2 separate regions of the Homo sapiens genome follow, and region 1 is linked to region 2. Evidence: read pairs that join two places in POLR2A ChIA-PET (ENCODE). Cell type or tissue: MCF 10A. All regions are shown on one strand. Each heading gives the region's core, and the rest is flanking DNA. Links, peaks and the distances in the headings are about the cores only.

What was found. ChIA-PET counts read pairs that join two places held together with the same protein. Peaks named below come from ENCODE experiments on the same cell type or tissue, not always from the same donor. Only the 100,000 strongest peaks of a DNase experiment are listed, where the experiment ranks them.
Region 1: POLR2A ChIA-PET joins it to region 2 with 6 read pairs; 1 of 35 experiments calls an interaction of 5 or more read pairs at or near these places.

Annotation. Positions count from the first base shown.
Region 1 is chr5:1,768,465-1,776,798 of GRCh38, reverse strand. No RefSeq gene overlaps it. Among named protein-coding and RNA genes, the nearest start is that of MRPL36, 27 kb to the left of the region's middle. RefSeq lists enhancers at 4,576-5,075, 6,765-7,471, 7,472-8,180. In MCF 10A, for the core only: a CTCF peak has its summit at 3,927; a DNase peak (open chromatin) is centred at 3,898.
Region 2 is chr5:1,933,112-1,941,445 of GRCh38, reverse strand. It overlaps LOC124901165 (keratin-associated protein 5-5-like), which reads right to left. Exons shown (of 5, transcript XM_047418003.1): 2 at 7,461-7,637; 3 at 1,505-1,676. LOC105374618 (a long non-coding RNA gene) reads right to left here. Exons shown (of 13, transcript NR_171679.1): 2 at 7,461-7,637. Among named protein-coding and RNA genes, the nearest start is that of CTD-2194D22.4, 50 kb to the right of the region's middle. In MCF 10A, for the core only: no CTCF peak of the experiment used is centred there; a DNase peak (open chromatin) is centred at 4,835.

The DNA of each region.
Region 1 (8,334 bases), core at 49-8,048, 160 kb after region 2:
GTAACTGACCAACCTCGGGCCTGGACCTTCGAGGTTTAGGGGCCAATTTCTTATTGACCAGATGCCCTCCCAGCCCCAGGCCTTCATTATGATTATGAATCCTTTCTTCTGTTACCCAAGTTCATTGTAAGAACATCTTCTAGAAAGAGCTCATCAAATAGCTCAGAAGAGAGCTAGGCCCTACATCACTCTTTGCTAAGCATTTATACCTTGAGATAATTTTAGGTCGTATTTTTACTGTTTGGACTACATTGGATTAGTTAATATTTTGATTTACCAATGTAATACATAGTCATTTCAGAAAACTTACAAATAAAAAAAGGATTGAACAATAAAATATGATTAAATAAAATCCCACCATTTGTAGAAAAACCAATGTGGATATTCTTGGAAACTGAGAAATGATTTCCATACAGGGACGTGCTCATGCCTTCGGAGTGCTGTTCAGTCACTTCAACAGGCCCCAGGTGTGACGCAGGCTCCCGACACCTTTTCCCATCACTGCCCACATGTTCCCATGAATCTGATCTCGTCAACAACAAACAACCAACAACAACAAAGTTTAGTCTTACCTGTTCAAGACTTTCATGTAAATGGAATAATTCAGTATAAACTAGTTGGCATTCAGCTTCTTTCCCTCAGCACTTTTACTTCTTTATTTTGGATTAATATGACTTCCATTTCCCATTCATGTCTTACTGCAGTGGCTAGTACCTCTTGTACTATACTGAGAAGAAGCGGTAAGAGCTCTTTATCAGGTTGAAAAATTTACCAACTATTTTCTACCAACATTTGCTAAGAGTTTTTAAGTTATAAAACGGTGTTATATTTTCTCAAATAATTGATTTGCATCTATTGAAATGACAATATAATTTTTCTTCTTTAGTTAATTTGGTGAACTACATTGATTTATTCTCTTATGTTAAACAGATGTTGCATTTCTGGAATTTTCTAGAATCATGATTAAGTGGTCCAACTTAATCATGATATCTTATTCTTGTTACTTATTGCTGAATTTGATATGCTTATGTTTTGTTAGTGATTTTTGCATCTATGCTTATGAAGGCTATTGGTCTGTCAATTTCTGACCTTATAATGCCTTTGTCTGGTTTTTGAATTCTGGTTATAGTAACGTCATAAAATACTTTAGGAAATGATAGTTCCTCCTCTAGTTTATGAGTTTATATAGAATAGATGTTACTTCTTTCTTACACACTAGATGGAATTTACTAATGAAGTTGTTTGGGCCTGGAATTTTCTTTATAAGGAGTTTAATTATGAATTAATATCTTTAACAAATATAGGGCGATTTAAATTTTCTATTTTTGCCTGGGTTTATTTTGGTAATGTGTGTCTCTCAGGGAATTTGTCCATTTTATCTAAGCTGTCGAATGCATCAGCATGAAATTGTTCGTGTCATCACTCATTACCCTTTGCGTGTCTGCAGGACCTGTTGTGATGCCCCTTCCTGGTTCCTGACATTGATGATTTGTCTTGCCTTTTTTTTTTTTAAATAATCAGTCTTGTTAAGGGATTTTCAATTTTATTAATCTTTTGTTTTTTTCCTTGAGAAAGAGTCTCATTCTGTTGCTTAGGCTGAAGTGCAGTGGCATAATCTTGGCTCACTGCAACCTCCGCCTCCTGGGTTCAAGTGATTCTCCCACCTCAGCCTCCCAAGTAGCTTCCTTCTACAGGTGTTCAAACCACCATGCCCAGCTAATTTTTGTATTTTTTGTAGAGACGAAATTTCGCCATGTTGCCAAGGTTGGTCTTGAACTCCTGAGCTCAAGCAATCTGCCCACCTCAGACTCCCAGAGTGCTGGGATTACAGGTGTGACCCATTGCACCCGGCCTTAATCTTTACAAATAACAAATTTTGGGTTTGTAAATTTTCTCCGTTGTTTTATATTTCATTAAATTTCCTTCTGTTTTTATTATTTCTTTTTTTTCCTGCCTACCTTGACCTTAATTTTTTTCTTTTTTAACTAGCTCCCTAAGGTGGAAGCAAAGATAATTGATTTAAACTTTTTCTTCATGTCTAATATAGGCATTAATCAATTTCTCCTTAAGGACTGCTTTAGCTCCATCCCACAATTTTTGTATTTGATTTCAATGTTCCAAGTTGATTTTCTTGAGTATATGATGGGCATCTTTCAATAGGTAGAATTAAATTCAGAAAACTTACAAAACACAGACAGGGTTGAACAATAAAATATAATTAAATAAAATCCCACCATTCATAGAAAAACAAATGTGGATTTTTTGGAAACTGAGGAATTATTTCCATACTGAGAAGTGCTCATGCCTTTGGAGTGCTGTTCGGTCACTTCGATGGGCCCCAGGTGTGACACAGGCTCCCGACACCTTTTCCCATCACTGTCCGCAAGTTCCCATGAATCTGATCTCATCAACAAAGTATATAAAAAATATATATATATCTACTGGGTCTGGCTTTGTCATTCAGACTGCAGTGCAGTGGTGCAATCTTGGCTCACTGCAACCTCTGCCTCCTGGGCTCAAGCCATCCTCCCATCTCAGCCCTCCCAAATAGCTGGGACCACAGATGTGCACCACCACACCTGGCTAATTTCTATATTTTTTTTAGAGACAGGATTTCACCATGTTGCCCAGGCTGGTCTCAGACTCCTGAACTCAAGGGATCCTCCCACCTCAGCCTCCCAAAGTGCTGAGATTATAGGTATGGAATTATAGTGTTTGTTTGCTTTTGTTTCCTTGAGATGAGGTCTCACTCTGTCTCCCAGGCTGGAGTGCAGTGGCACAATCCCGGCTCACTGCAACCTCCTCCTCCCTGGTTTAAGCTATTCTCCTGCCTCAGCCTCCCGAGTAGCTGGGATTACAGGTGCACGCCACCATGCCCAGCTATTTTTATATTTTTAGTAGAGACAATGTTTCACCATGTTGGCCAGGCTAGTCTCAAACTCCTGACCTTAGGTGATCCGCCCGCCTCGGCCTCCCAAAGTGCTGGGATTACAGGCATGAGCCACTATTCCTGGCCAGAATTATAGTTTTAAATATCAGTTCTGTTCCATTGTGTTAATTTAGTCTTCATTTACTCCAGTTGCATCTGTGTTGTATATTCTTTGACAGGCTTTTATATTTATTATTTTCTCATATTTTTAATTTCCTTTATTTTCATTTTAATTTCTTATTTGTATCTTCTTATTTCTGTTCTCTAAGTCTCTTACTGTGCTTTTGGTTATATATGTTTTCCCTTGGGCACCCCATAATTTGTCCTTACTTTCTGTTATGATTTCTGTCTTTTTCTTCAGTTTCTTACTTGAATGTTGCTAGCTGTAATTTTATACCTTCCAGTATTTATCTATTTGTATTCTGAGTTTTTGAGCCTCTGATTTGTGATGACCTTTTAAATCTGCAATTGCTTGTTTATCTTGGAGGGTTGTGGTACACTTTTCATTAGCTTTGAGGATTTTTTGAGGTAGGTTTTTCTCCTGCTGAAATTTCTATTCTTATTCTCAATTTTGGCTCTCTTATAGTCAATTTTTATGGCTGGACGCTGATTTCTTATTTTGTTCAGGATTATTTGTGTCAGATTTTCCTGAACCAGTGGTAGCTGATGCCTTGTGCAGGGAGTCTGGGTGTTTTACTCCATTTTTTAGTTTAAGAGCACCCTCTTATCGGCTACAGTAAAGTCCAATTTGTTTGATAAATGACAACTTTGGGGGCCTGTTTCTTTCTGATTCTTCGATAACACCCTGGGTCAGTAGCGCCCTTATCAAAGCGGCATCTCCCCCTTCCAAGAAGCTTTCCTCTCCCCAGACAGTTGTCCACAGGATTGCATCCATGGGTCCTGTGCATATTCCAAGCATCGTCCTTTCAGCTCCCAGCACAGCTTTCTGATCTGCCTTAGACCTCCTCTTTGTCTCCCTCTCTCGGGGAGCAGACGTCTCCTCTGGTGAATGTCATGGGTTTCCTCCTACACGTGGGCACTGCAAACCCTCCTGTCTTCCAAGCACACTCCAACTCACTCTGCTCTGCTGTGGGCCCCCTCGCCAGCTCTGATGGGTTCAAATGTTTGTTTCATCTTTTATGTGTCAGTTGAAGTTTGTGTTATTTGTTCTCTGTGTTCTGTTTGGTTGGGGGTGGTTTTGTTTGCTTTCTTTGTGCTTTTATAGAGGATATGTGGACAGATTTGGATCTAAGGGACAGTCATTATCCAACAGGTCCCAGAAGCTACTCCTTCCCCTTCTTCATTTCCTTTTTCAGTTTCCCTCACTCATATTGAACACTGCACCCGGGAGTGTCTGCAGCTGAACTCCCAGCAACCCACCTGTGTGGCACATGGGACACAGACTGAGAATAATGAAGGCCCAGGTGTGAGAACTGATTTGATGAGGGCTGCGGGTGTCCAGGCCTCCCGGGTGTGGCAATGGCTCTGCAGGCTCAGAAAAGCACTGTGGAGTGACTGCACTTGGCCTCCCTGGACATGTGCTGAGGATAAACCACACCAGTGAACCTTTTGGCAAGATGCATGAGCCACGTACACAAAATGGGTCCACGTCCCCCAGAACCCGGCAGCCACGTGGGCTCAGCCCATGGCAACACATTCATTTCCAACTTTGCACATAATTCTGGCTGAGGCAGGATTCACCATGCCCAGCTTATAGCCACATCTGGCCAATCTGGTTCAACATCCGTGTAATGGAGTTGTGACTTGTTCTTCAGTTGCCGTGGACCCCCAGGCTGAAGGTCATATAACCTGAGCATGCCCAGACAACCCACGTGTGCAACATGGGGGAACCTAAGTGCTGGGGCTGGGGAACGGGGACCGAATGAGGATCCAGGATCCAATCAGTGGAGCCCCAGCATCAGCCCCATGGCAGCACAGCTCATTAGTGCATACTTGGAAGACCTGGTCCAACCCCAGCTCGGGGAGGCAGATCTGGGCACTTCCTCCTGTCTCCTGGCCAGTCGACTCGCAAAAAATCTTTCTTGCTGCAAAACCCAGTGCTTCGGTGTTCGGCTTTCCACTGTGTGCCGGCAGACGGACCTGGTTTGATTCGGTGACAAGCCTGAGAGCATGCATCCTGCAGCTCCTCCTACTACAACCTCGGCGCTGTGCGGCAGCTCTCAGGACTCACCTGCACTCCTGCCTCACCCCCGCGAGCCCTCCCTGAAAGCTGAGCCCTCACATGGCTGAGATCTGAGCCGGGTGCTTGGCCTGGATGTGCCCCATGAGGTCCTTCTGATCCTGGGCCAGTCTCTTGTGATCCATAACCTGTCCTGCTGCTGACAGAGCTCCCAGCCCTGCCAAGGGGACCTCCTATGGGGCTGCCCCTGCTTTCCTAAGCAGCTGGATGAATCTTGATCAATCACATCCTGTAATGACTGCAGTGTCACCTTACATTTACATGGTGCACATTGTTATTCTGCACTGTAAACAACAGGCATAGAATTCAGTTGTCGACTTGGATGAGCTAGTCCACACCAACCGGAATGTCCACAAAAATGTGAGTGTACTCGTCATTGCTCCATGATCTCATATCATCCCCACTAAACACTGTGAGATGAAAATTATGATCCCTGTTTTATAGGTCAAGAGCACCCTCTTATTTGCTATAGTAAAGTTCAATGTATTTAATAAATGGCAACTTTGGGGCTCTGTTTCCTTCCGACTCTTTGATAACACCCTGGGTCAGTAGTGCATCATCATCAGCTACTTTCTCCTTTTCTTTCACCATCAACCATCTAAAGTACATCTCCCCCTTCCGAGGAGCTCCCCTCTCCCCCAGACAGTTACACATGAGAACAAACTATGGAACAAGCCACAAAGAAACTGAAGCTTGAGGAGGTGAAGTCCAAGGTCAAAATCATAGTGAGTGGCAGAGAAAATGCCAGCGTCATGGAGCCGATGCTTTGGGACTGGTGATTTGTTTCACAAATGAATTCTTTCTTTTCCACAAAGGATAGGTTTGATTACACACTGAGGTCTCCTCCATCTGATATTTAAATGTACATGTAGAAGATTTTTCCCACAGCTTTTCAGAAACCTGCACTATGGACAGTGAAGGGAACTTGTGTTCACAAAACAGGCATCCCCAGAAGCCTGGAGAAAGGAGAGGCTGCTGGATGTGCCTCAGGACACAGCCAGGGTGTCATGCCCTGACTTTCACCTTTCTCTAGGAAGCCGTCCAGGTTTTCTGCCACCAGTGCTTGCTGTCACAGCGGCTGCTGCTGCCACACAGGCACCACCCGGCGAGGTGGGGGTTATGTGAATTCAGGTTTCCAGCCCTTCTCAGTGCTCCTTAGAAAAACCAGACGACGTGCCTCAAAACAAGGAAAAATAAAACAAGCAAGCAGTGTCTCAGCCCCTGGGCCCACACATAACCACCACTTTTCTGTAAAATAAAACTTGAATACATTAAAAGTGTCTGGAAAACACTCCATGGGGAGCCTCCGAAGCATCCAAAGCGCATGGTGCTTGCTGGCCGGGGCTGTGCTCGCCCCAGAAGGGCAGAGCTTGGGTGAGCCCTTTGCACGCACATTTTATACCTCCAGGGGTCATGGTGGCCTCGGGAGACCGGGCAGAGTCCTCTTCTTTTTAAAACTGAGGTGAAATTCACACAACACAAAATTAACCCTTTTAGAGTGAGCAACTCGATGGCATTTATCACACTCGCAGTGGGCAGCTGCCACCTCTGGACACTTCAGGGCAGCTTCATCACCCCAAAAGGAAGCCCCGCACCCATGAGCAGTCATTCCCGTTCCTTTCTCCCAGCCCCAGGCAGCCCCCTGTCACTGCGGAATTACCGGTTCTGGATATTACATGTAAAAGGAATTGTGCGCTCTGTGGCCTTCTGTGTCTGGCGAACCCCACTGAGCACGGTGTCTCGAGGTTCACCCGTGCGGTTCCCCGTGTCAGTGCGGCGTCCCTTGCTGTGGCGGAAACATATTCCCTTCTATGGAGGCCCCATTATGCACTCAGCCGTCAAGGGGACGTCTGGGCTGCTTCTGCCTCTCGGCTGCTGCGCATGCGGTTTCTATGCGCATGTGTGTACTCGTACTTCTTGGAGCCCCTGTTTTCGATTCTTTTGTGGATAGGCCTGGAGGTGGGATTGCTGGGCCCTATAGAGATTCTGTGTTAACTTTCTGAGGAGTTGCCCTTTGGTTTTCCACAGCAGCGGCGCCACGTTCCATTCCCACCCACGGTGCACGAGGGCCCCAGTTCTGCGCAGCCCCCGGGTCCGTGTGGCCCTGCATGGCCGCGGGCTCCAGCGAACACTGCGGGAGGTGGCGCCAGAGACGTTGGCCTCAGGGAGGCCCTCCTGCGGGGTTCCGCCCGGGGCCGGGAGGCCTCTGCTCCTGCCCTCGGTGTGAGCTGCTTCGTGGCCAAGGGAGAGCCCAGACAGCTGCTCCTCGGACTCAGGACCTGGCCCCAGGCCACTCCGTCTCTCCTACGACTCGGTTGCTGAGCCCAGAACAGAGCGTACATGTGACTTTACCCGCAGGGGCGCTCCTGGAAGTCTGACCAGGGTCGTCGCCAGGGAGCGCCAGGCTCCACGCTCACCTGCCAGGACGGTGGTGCGGTCCAGCGGTGCGGTCCTGCGGTGCGGCCCAGCGGTGAGGTCCTGTGGTGAGGTCCTGTGGTGAGGTCCAGCGGTACGGTCCTGCCGTGCGGTCCAGCGGTGCGGTCCAGCGGTGCGGTCCAGCGGTGCGGTCCTGTGGTGAGGTCCAGCGGTGAGGTCCAGCGGTGCGGTCCTGTGGTGAGGTCCAGCGGTGAGGTCCAGCGGTGCGGTCCTGTGGTGAGGTCCAGCGGTGCGGTCCAGCGGTGAGGTCCAGCGGTGCGGTCCTGTGGTGAGGTCCAGCGGTGAGGTCCAGCGGTGCGGTCCTGTGGTGAGGTCCAGCGGTGAGGTCCAGCGGTGCGGTCCAGCGGTGCGGTCCAGCGGTGCGGCCCAGCGGTGAGGTCCAGTGGTGTGGTGGGTTCTGCCAAGTGATCGCGTGGGACATCACTGGCGTCTCGCCAGGCACCAATTTCTTATGACCACCGGGGCTGGGCCTCATCAGCGGGTTGTTCAGAAATGGTGGAAGGCACGTGGTGCGATCTCTAGGAAGTCAGCTCCCCTCCCCTCATCAAGGCCTGGCTAGCAGCAAAGGGATGGCAGGAGCCCCTCAACCCCACCCACACACCCCACAGCCTCCATGACAACGAGGGTGTCTGTGAGCTCATCCCCCCGCCAGCATCTGTGGGCTCCACTCCGCCTGGACGCCACGCTGGCTGCAGGTGGGCGGGTATTGTCTGCTCCTGAATTCCTTTCCCTGGACAGAAGTGACCCTGTGTGACCTTCAGCTGCAGAG
Region 2 (8,334 bases), core at 158-8,157:
ATGCGTATCATGTAGTTCCAGAGTATATAAGGAACTCAAACCACTCCACAGTATACAACAGACAACCTGATTAAATGGACAAAGAACTTGAATAGAAATTTTTCCGGGCGCGGTGGCTCACGCCTGTAATCCCAGCACTTTGGGAGGCCGAGGCGGGTGGATCATGAGGTCAGGAGATCGAGACCATCCTGGCTAACAGGGTGAAACCCCGTCTCTACTAAAAATACAAAAAATTAGCCGGGCGCGGTGGCGGGCGCCTGTAGTCCCAGCTACTCGGGAGGCTGAGGCAGGAGAATGGCGTGAACCCGGGAAGTGGAGCTTGCAGTGAGCCGAGATTGCGCCACTGCAGTCCGCAGTCCAGCCTGGGCGACAGAGCGAGACTCCGTCTCAAAAAAAAAAAAAAAGAAATTTTTCCAAAGAAAATAAACAAACGTCCAAAAGTCAGATGAAAAAGTGCTCACCTTAAATAATCATCAAGGAAATGCACACCAAAACCACCAGGAGAGATCACCTCACACCTGTTAGAATGGCTGTTATCAAAAAGTCAAAAGACCACGTGTTGGTGAGGATGTGGGGAAAAGGGAGCCCTTGTACCCTGTTGGCGGGAAAATGAATTAATACAGCCATTATGGAAAACAGTCTGTAGTTTTCTCAAAAAATTAGAAATAGAGCTAGCGTATGAGATCACAATCCCACTACTGGGTATATATTCAAAGGAAATAAAATCGCTGTCTCCAAGAAATACCTGCACTTCCACATTTATTGCACGGTCACTCACAATAGCCAAGATGTGGAAACAACGTACAAGTCTGCCAGCAACTGGGTGTATAAAGAAAATATGGTGCACACACGAAGATGTTACACAGACACACACAATGGAATACTACCAAGCCTTTAAAAAGCAGGACACAGACACACACAGCGGAATACGACCAGCCTTTAAAAAGCAGGACACAGACACACACAGCGGAATATGACCAGCCTTTAAAAAGAAGGGAGTCCTGGCCAGGCGTGGTGACTCATGCCTGTAATCTCAACACTTTGGGAGGCCGAGGAGGGTGGATCACTTGAGGTCAGGAGTTCAAGACCAGCCTGACCAACATGGTGAAACTTCGTCTCTATCAAAAAAAAAAAAAAAAATTATCCAGGCAAGGTGGCATGCGCCTGTAATCCCAGCTACTAGGGAGGCTGAGGCAGGAGAATCACTTGAACCCAGGAGCCAGAGGTTGCAGTGAGCCGAGATCATGCCACTGCACTCCAGCCTGGGCAATAAGAGCAAGACTACGTCTCAAAAAAAAAAAAAAGGAAATCCTGCCATTTACGCTAACATGAATGAACCTTGAGGATGTTATACTAAGTGAAATAAGCCGGACAGAAAGACAAACACTCCATGCTCTTCCTTATACATGGACTCTTAAAAAAAAGAAGTAGAAACTCATAGTCATTAAGAGCCAAATGGTGATTCCCAGGGGAAAAGAAAAGGCATTGGTCAAAGGGTCCAAACCTGCAGCTGTGGGATGAACACACACAGAAGCCTGGGTGCAGCGTGGTGACTGCAGGTACCAGGAGCATCAGAAGTGGCTGAGAGCCAGATCAAAGCCGTCTCACCGCACTCACACCATGGTGACTGCCTGAGCGATGGATGCACTTGGCTTGGTTGTGGTGATGATTTCACACTGTGGACAGACATCAAATCATCATGCTGTACACCCTGCATATACACCATTTTTATTCATCATACATGAAGCTGGGAAAAAAGTTTTGTAATAATAAAATACAGTTATTTATAACTTTATAATAAAAGTAATATTAAAATTAAGTTAAAATAAAAGCACAATGTGTTTTGTAAAAAATGGTGTCATCTTCTCCCTGCCTGCTTTAGGCCCTAGATGTGAGCGTCCATATCTGTGCGTGCAGTCTCTGCCCAGGGAGTGCCTCCTGCAGTGGGGAAGGCTCTCTCCAACACCAAGACACTAAGTACAAACCCTGAACCAAGGCCTCATGCAGCCTGACGAGGAGGGAGCTGCTGACTTCCCCAGAGAGTCCCTCACTCCCTCACCTGTCTCTCCATTCCAAGACCCCAGGGGGAGGTGAGAGTGATGTGGGGACCCCAGGGGGAGGTGAGAGTGATGCGGAGACCCGGGGGGAGGTGAGAGTGATGTGGGGACCCGGGGGGAAGTGAGTGATGTGGAGACCCAGGGGGAGGTGAGAGTGATGAGGGGACCTGGGGAGATAGTGCTCCTTCCCCCATGAAAGGATGGATTCGTCCCCTTACAGAAGAAGCCTGGGGGAGCCTGTCTGCCCTTCCACTGTGGGAAGACGCAGCAGGGGGGCCACATCTGCTTATAGGAAGGCTCACCAGATGCCCAGTGTACAGTGCCATGATATCGACCCCCCAAACCTCCGGAACTGTGAGGGATGGAGTCCTGGCATCGATAATTTGCCCAGTCTGCAGCATTCTTGTCATACAGGCTGAAGGGACCAAGACACCATGCTAGCTTCATCTTGCTGTGTAAGAAGCCATGGAAATTCAGTGGCTAAAGACCCCCGTGTGTCTGCTCACAGCACCGTGTTTGGGAGCCAGGTGGGGCTGCACTGAGTCCTCTGCTCAGGGTCTCACCAGGCTGAAGTCAGCACCTGCCAGGGTCGGGTCGCATCTGAGCTCTGGAGCCTCTTCCAAGTTCACCAAGTGCTGGCAGGAATCAGGCCCTTGCCCCTGGTCTACTTCTCTCAAAACCCTGCCAGGTATGTCTTCAACACCAGCGGGGGTGACCCCTCTGCTTTCTCCTAAAGGCACCTGGGTTAGCTCAGGTACACCTAGGATAATCTCCCTAACTTCACGTCAGAAGATTTGAGGTCTTCATGATGTCTTAAAAGTCCCCTTGTTGAATGACGGGATCCAATCGAGGGAGCGAAGCCCAAAAGACTCACAATGGGGGCGACAGTCACACGTTTAGCACAGAGTCCTCGCGTGGGAGACACTTCCTGCCGCCACATCAAGAGGAGAGACGCTTCCACCGTTTAAAGTCAAGGCTGAGCCTTCATGTAAGTGTCAATACCATAGGCACTGCCCTAGCAAGTTAAAAATCCACGTGATAATTTTAAATCCTTAGACACAAAAATATTAATAACATTCTTCCCAGAGCTCGCATGTGGCCGATGCTTGTGATCTCACAGCAGAGGTTGCTCTGCTAAATCCTAGGCTGAAGTTTTGGGAGGTCCCTGTGCTAGTTGGGGCTGGCTCTTTGCCTGGAATGGACACCGTGCCCACCACCCCTCCTGCCCCACGGTTCCTCTGCATCCGCCATTCCCGGGACCCTCCATGTTCACTCCCCAGACCTGCACTTGGGATCGTTTCCTTCTGTAGACTCAGCCCATCGCTAATTAACAGGTAGAGTCCTAGACTTTAATTTATTGCATTTTCTCCCTTTAGACAGGAAGCCACGTGAGGTCAGGAGCTTGTATCTCCTCATGGAGTGTGTGTCATGTGTCCTGAGTGTGGAGCAAGCGTGCGGTGCATGGTAGGCCACATAAAGGTCAACTCCCTGACGAGAAAAGCTCCAGTTACTATGCAGAGTAAGCTGAACTGGCAGGACGGCCAACAGGCACGCAGCTCGTGAAACGTAGTCCCCCCAACGCAAATACGTGTTCCAGCATGAGAGGAAGGGACATTCCTAGGAGCCAGAAGCAAAGACACGACTCAAAACAACAACCCGGGCAGCTGCAGCCCTGAGGCCTACAGAGGCAGGTGACAGGGACGCCAGATGGTACAAGCTTCCAGTCAGGAAAGGTCCTGAGGCCCCTGCATAGAGCCAGGTGCTGATGGGAAGTATCAGGGGACCCCACCCCCATGTGAGTCTCTCCAAGGGAAAAGCATCCCCCTGTAACCTGCAGGAGCCCAGATCTGGCCATGTATGGGTGTGGTGTCTGAATTAATACCACCCACCTTGTTTAGAATGTAAATGAAAAATGAAAACAAAAAGGGTCTGAATCCAGTGAAACTGCAAACGTCCTGGCCGACTTCAATGTGAAATTGTAGGGAGAAAGATTTCCCAGGCTACAGCAGGCAGAACTCCTGCAGAAAACCCCTCTTCAAAGGTAAGTCCCCAGGCAACAATGGACAGGAGAGAGAGATGGGGAGTTGAGAGCAGGGGAGAATGCATGCCCTCAGAAGTAGAGATGACTGAACTGTCTGACAAAGACTATAAAATCAGCACTATGCCGCTCCCTCCAGTAACCCCACTAAAGCCCAGAACCAACTCACACACGCTTCCCATCCAACCCCAAGGTGTGCTGATGGGCGTACAGAGCATCAGTGCCCACATATGCTGGCTGCACCTCTGGATGCCCGCACTGCTCCGCCCCACCCATTGTGTGTTCATGAATCAGCTCAGCTGGCTGTATTTCCAAACCTGTGTACTGCTATTATTTTTTTATTACATGATTTAATGAAGTGCCATGAAAAACAAGAAAATCTGATATAAAATGAAAAGCAGACCTCAAATGCCTTTGAAACAATGAATGGCTACAGGAGAAAAACCTCTTGTTGCTTTGTGCAAAAGTAACAGTGAGAAAAGGAACATCATCTACCAGCTAGCCTGATTGCAGACTCCTAGCCCATGCCATGGGTACCAGCAGACCTTGGGGTATCTCATAGCACCAAGGGAAGATTAACTGTCAATTTAGAATTCAGTTGTCAATCCAGACTGAGGGAAAACAGTGGCACATTCAAAGACCTGAGAGAAGGTATGACTCAGGAAACCTCACTGAAAAATCCTGAAAGAATTCGCCCTCATTGAAAGGATACACCTGAGTGAGAAAATATTGAACCCGTGAGTCAGAGGTCAGAGGCAAAAGAGTGAAGACATTGTAAACACCTGGGAGACCCTGGGAAGGGCGTCATAGCAAGGAGACACCAGGAGGCCGGGCAGTGTGGCTTATTGGATAGCTTGGTGGGGAGAGAGTTGGAATGGAAGATTCCCAGGGTCTCTGTACAATCAGAAGATTAATAGAGATACTGGCCACCTTTAGCCAACTTATGGTTAGACCTGGCATTAAAACCAGTAGTGAAAAAAAAAAGGAAGTAAAGTAAATTCTGTTAATTTAACAGAAGACGGGAAAAAGCTGGGGAGACCAAAACAAGGCGTGGCAAACAGACAACAAAGGAAAGTAACAGCGTGACTCAGGGTTGGGCAAAGGTTTCTGAGGGCACACAAAGTAATAACTATTAAAAATAGATAAATTGAACATAATTAAAATGTAAAACTTGTTTATTAAAACACATCATTCATAAATAGGTAAGCCATAGAGAAAGATAAAATATCTGAAAAGCATGTGTCTAACAAAGCACTAGTTTCCAGGATATATAGAGAAATCATCCAACTGCATATTAGAAAGATAACATAATTTTTAAAAAATTGAACATTTACTTAGGAGAGAAAGATATGGCCAGTCGTCAGCACAAGGAAACGTGTAACATGATCAGCTATCAGGGACACACCAATTAAATCCACAGTATGAAATCACCACACGCCTCTCAGAATATCTAAACCTTAAAAAGACCCACAACACCAGGTGTTGCTGAGGATGTGAGGCACACGTTACAGAGTACGGCATGATGATTCCGCATGTGTATAAATCATGTAATGACCACATCAAGGAAATCAGTATATCTATCATCCTAAACACTAATCACCTCTTGATGATGAGAAGATTCCAAAACGTCTTCCAGCAATTTTGAAGTGAGCAGTAATACACCATTGCTAACTCTAGTCACCCTGCTAGGGAATGGAACACCTGAACTTATTCCTGCCATCCAGCCACAGCTTCATACCCTTGACCAATCTCTCACCACCCCCTCACTCTCTCCTCCCCTGAAATTGTTACCTATTTGCTAGGCATGTGAAATGGTGCAACTATTGGGGAGAAAAAATTCCAGCAACTTTTGAAAATGTTAAGGATACACTCGCCTGAGTGCCCAGCACACGCCTTTCTAGCAATGTCATCCAAGAGGAGTGAATATGTGTCCATGGCATACCCGCATGTGAATGTCCACAGCAGCTCCCTCCAGCATAGCCAAAGCGGGAAGTAGCCTGGGTCTGGTGTAGGAGGATGGATGAACCACCTGTGCTGTGCTCCCCCCAGCATAGCCAAAGCAGGCAGCAGCGCCAGGTCTGGCATGGGAGGATGGATGAACCACAGCACAGGCTGTGCCCCTAGGCTGGAGCGGCGCTCGGCAATGGAGAGACCTGCACTCGGCAATGGAGAGACGGGAGCTCCTGCCACGCGCAGTGACACGGCTCAATCCCAGAAACATCCTGCTGAGCAGAAGACGTCTACACAATGCTTACACTCCACAACCCCATTTGACATGATGTTCTAGGTCAGGCAAGGCTAATTGTGATGGAAAAGTAAAACAGATGAAAACAAGAGTGGCTGCCTCTGGGGGCTGGGGGCCAGGATTGGCCGGGTAGGCCCATGAGGGAGCTTTGTGGGGTGACGGCCTCCGCGTGACGGCCTCTATGTCGTCTTTTTAAAGGTTTGGGCCTCACAGGTGTGCATTCGTCAAAACACGGAGAAGGTTTTATTAAGATTTTGACATTTTGTTACATGTAATATTTACCTTCAAAGGAAAAAAATGTAAACAAATACTGAACTCTAGATGACAATATGCATGCTGAGATTTTAGGGGGATGTTTACAATGTCTGCATTTGCTCTGATGTGCATGGAAAAAGATAGAGGCTAAGAAATGCCACAAAGCAAGTGCAGTAAAAGGTTCATGATAGACTAGAGGTATTTATTAAAAATTATAAAACACTTTCAATTTTGCTGAATATTTTTAAATTCTTATTAAAATGTTGAAAATAGTAACATAAAAAATAAGTCAATAAGATGGTAGAATTAAACCATTTATGCCTAAGGTAGCAATCAGACATTGGTGATCACCTTGAGCAGTAGGATATAAATCCGACATGCCTAGCGTTCCATTATTAGAACATTCCGTTATTGGAACCTTCCATTATTGGAATGCTAGGCATAAAAGGATTAAGACCAAGTATATTAGCCGTCTAAATACAAGGAGGCGTTAAGCCTCTGTAGGAAGTGACACAGACACAGCGACCTCCTGTCTCCTGCCATATCTTGTCCACCAGAGGCCGTCACTGGGCCCAGCCCACACACAAGGCAGGGAGCCCCCAAGGGTGGGATCGCAGGGTCACTGGGGCCGTTTTGGAAGCCGCCTACCATGCCCCATTCTGACTTGGTTGAACCCTCCCCAAACCTCCCCTGGTTCTTTCTCTCACCATGCCCACCACCTGGGAGCACGTGCTTGTCTTAACTCTCCAAGTCCTTAGTCATTTCCTTCACACCCCCACCTTCCTCGGAGGTGGCCACCGGAAGAGCTTGGATGACCAGCCCAGGCCTTTCTGTTCTAATCACCTATGTACTTGGGCACACATACCGCTCGCCGGGCTGTGGAGTTGTTGTTTTTGTTTTAATAAGGCCACCGATACTCCACGTGATGATCTGGTGGCCTCGCTGGGTGTCCTCGGGAGGCCACTTTGACAGACAGGGAGGCCGTTTCTGCACTCTGCTGCGTCAGACCTTGCTGGTAACTCCGGGCCTCTGCAGAGGAAATCTGCATGTTTAAAGAAGAGAAGGTGGTTTTAAAAACAAACCACTTTTGCACCTACAATGTTTTCAGCATTTATAAACTTTTTTCTCCACAAGCTGGATACCACCGTAGTAACTCATGATAATTATTAATTCAATTCATAACTTAGTAGGGGAGAGCTTGAGCTCTAATAAGGCTCCAGTCGTCTTAAGGGAGGGATGAAAGATAAAAGGGAAAATCTGAGTCATCCATCCAGGCTGATGTCCTGGGGCCCCACCTGCATGGAAATTGTCCCACAGGGGATGAGGGAGTCATTTGGTATCAGAGAAAAACCTAGCCAGAGCGGCCTTCAGAAGAGGATCAAAGCCCCAAGCAGGTATTTCTGGGAGAGTTCACAGAAAGTGTTCTAGTTTTTTTTGTTATAAGGAAAATTGAGCAAAAGTATTAATGGTACAAAGAATCTACAACCAAGAATTCTCCTGGCCAGAGACTACATGTGAATGAAACTGGGAAATATTCTAGTAGACAGATACAATGGTGGGAATGCCAGTCAATGGAGATGGATTTTATTTGAACCAGGCTAAGAGTGGACCAATCACAAACCAATAAGCACACTATTGGCATAAGTTAAATCCTGGGTCTCCAATTAAAATACATATATTCGTGAGAGAGCCTATTCCTCTCAGTCTCCGAGGAATGATCTTCACTGTGTTCCTTTAGA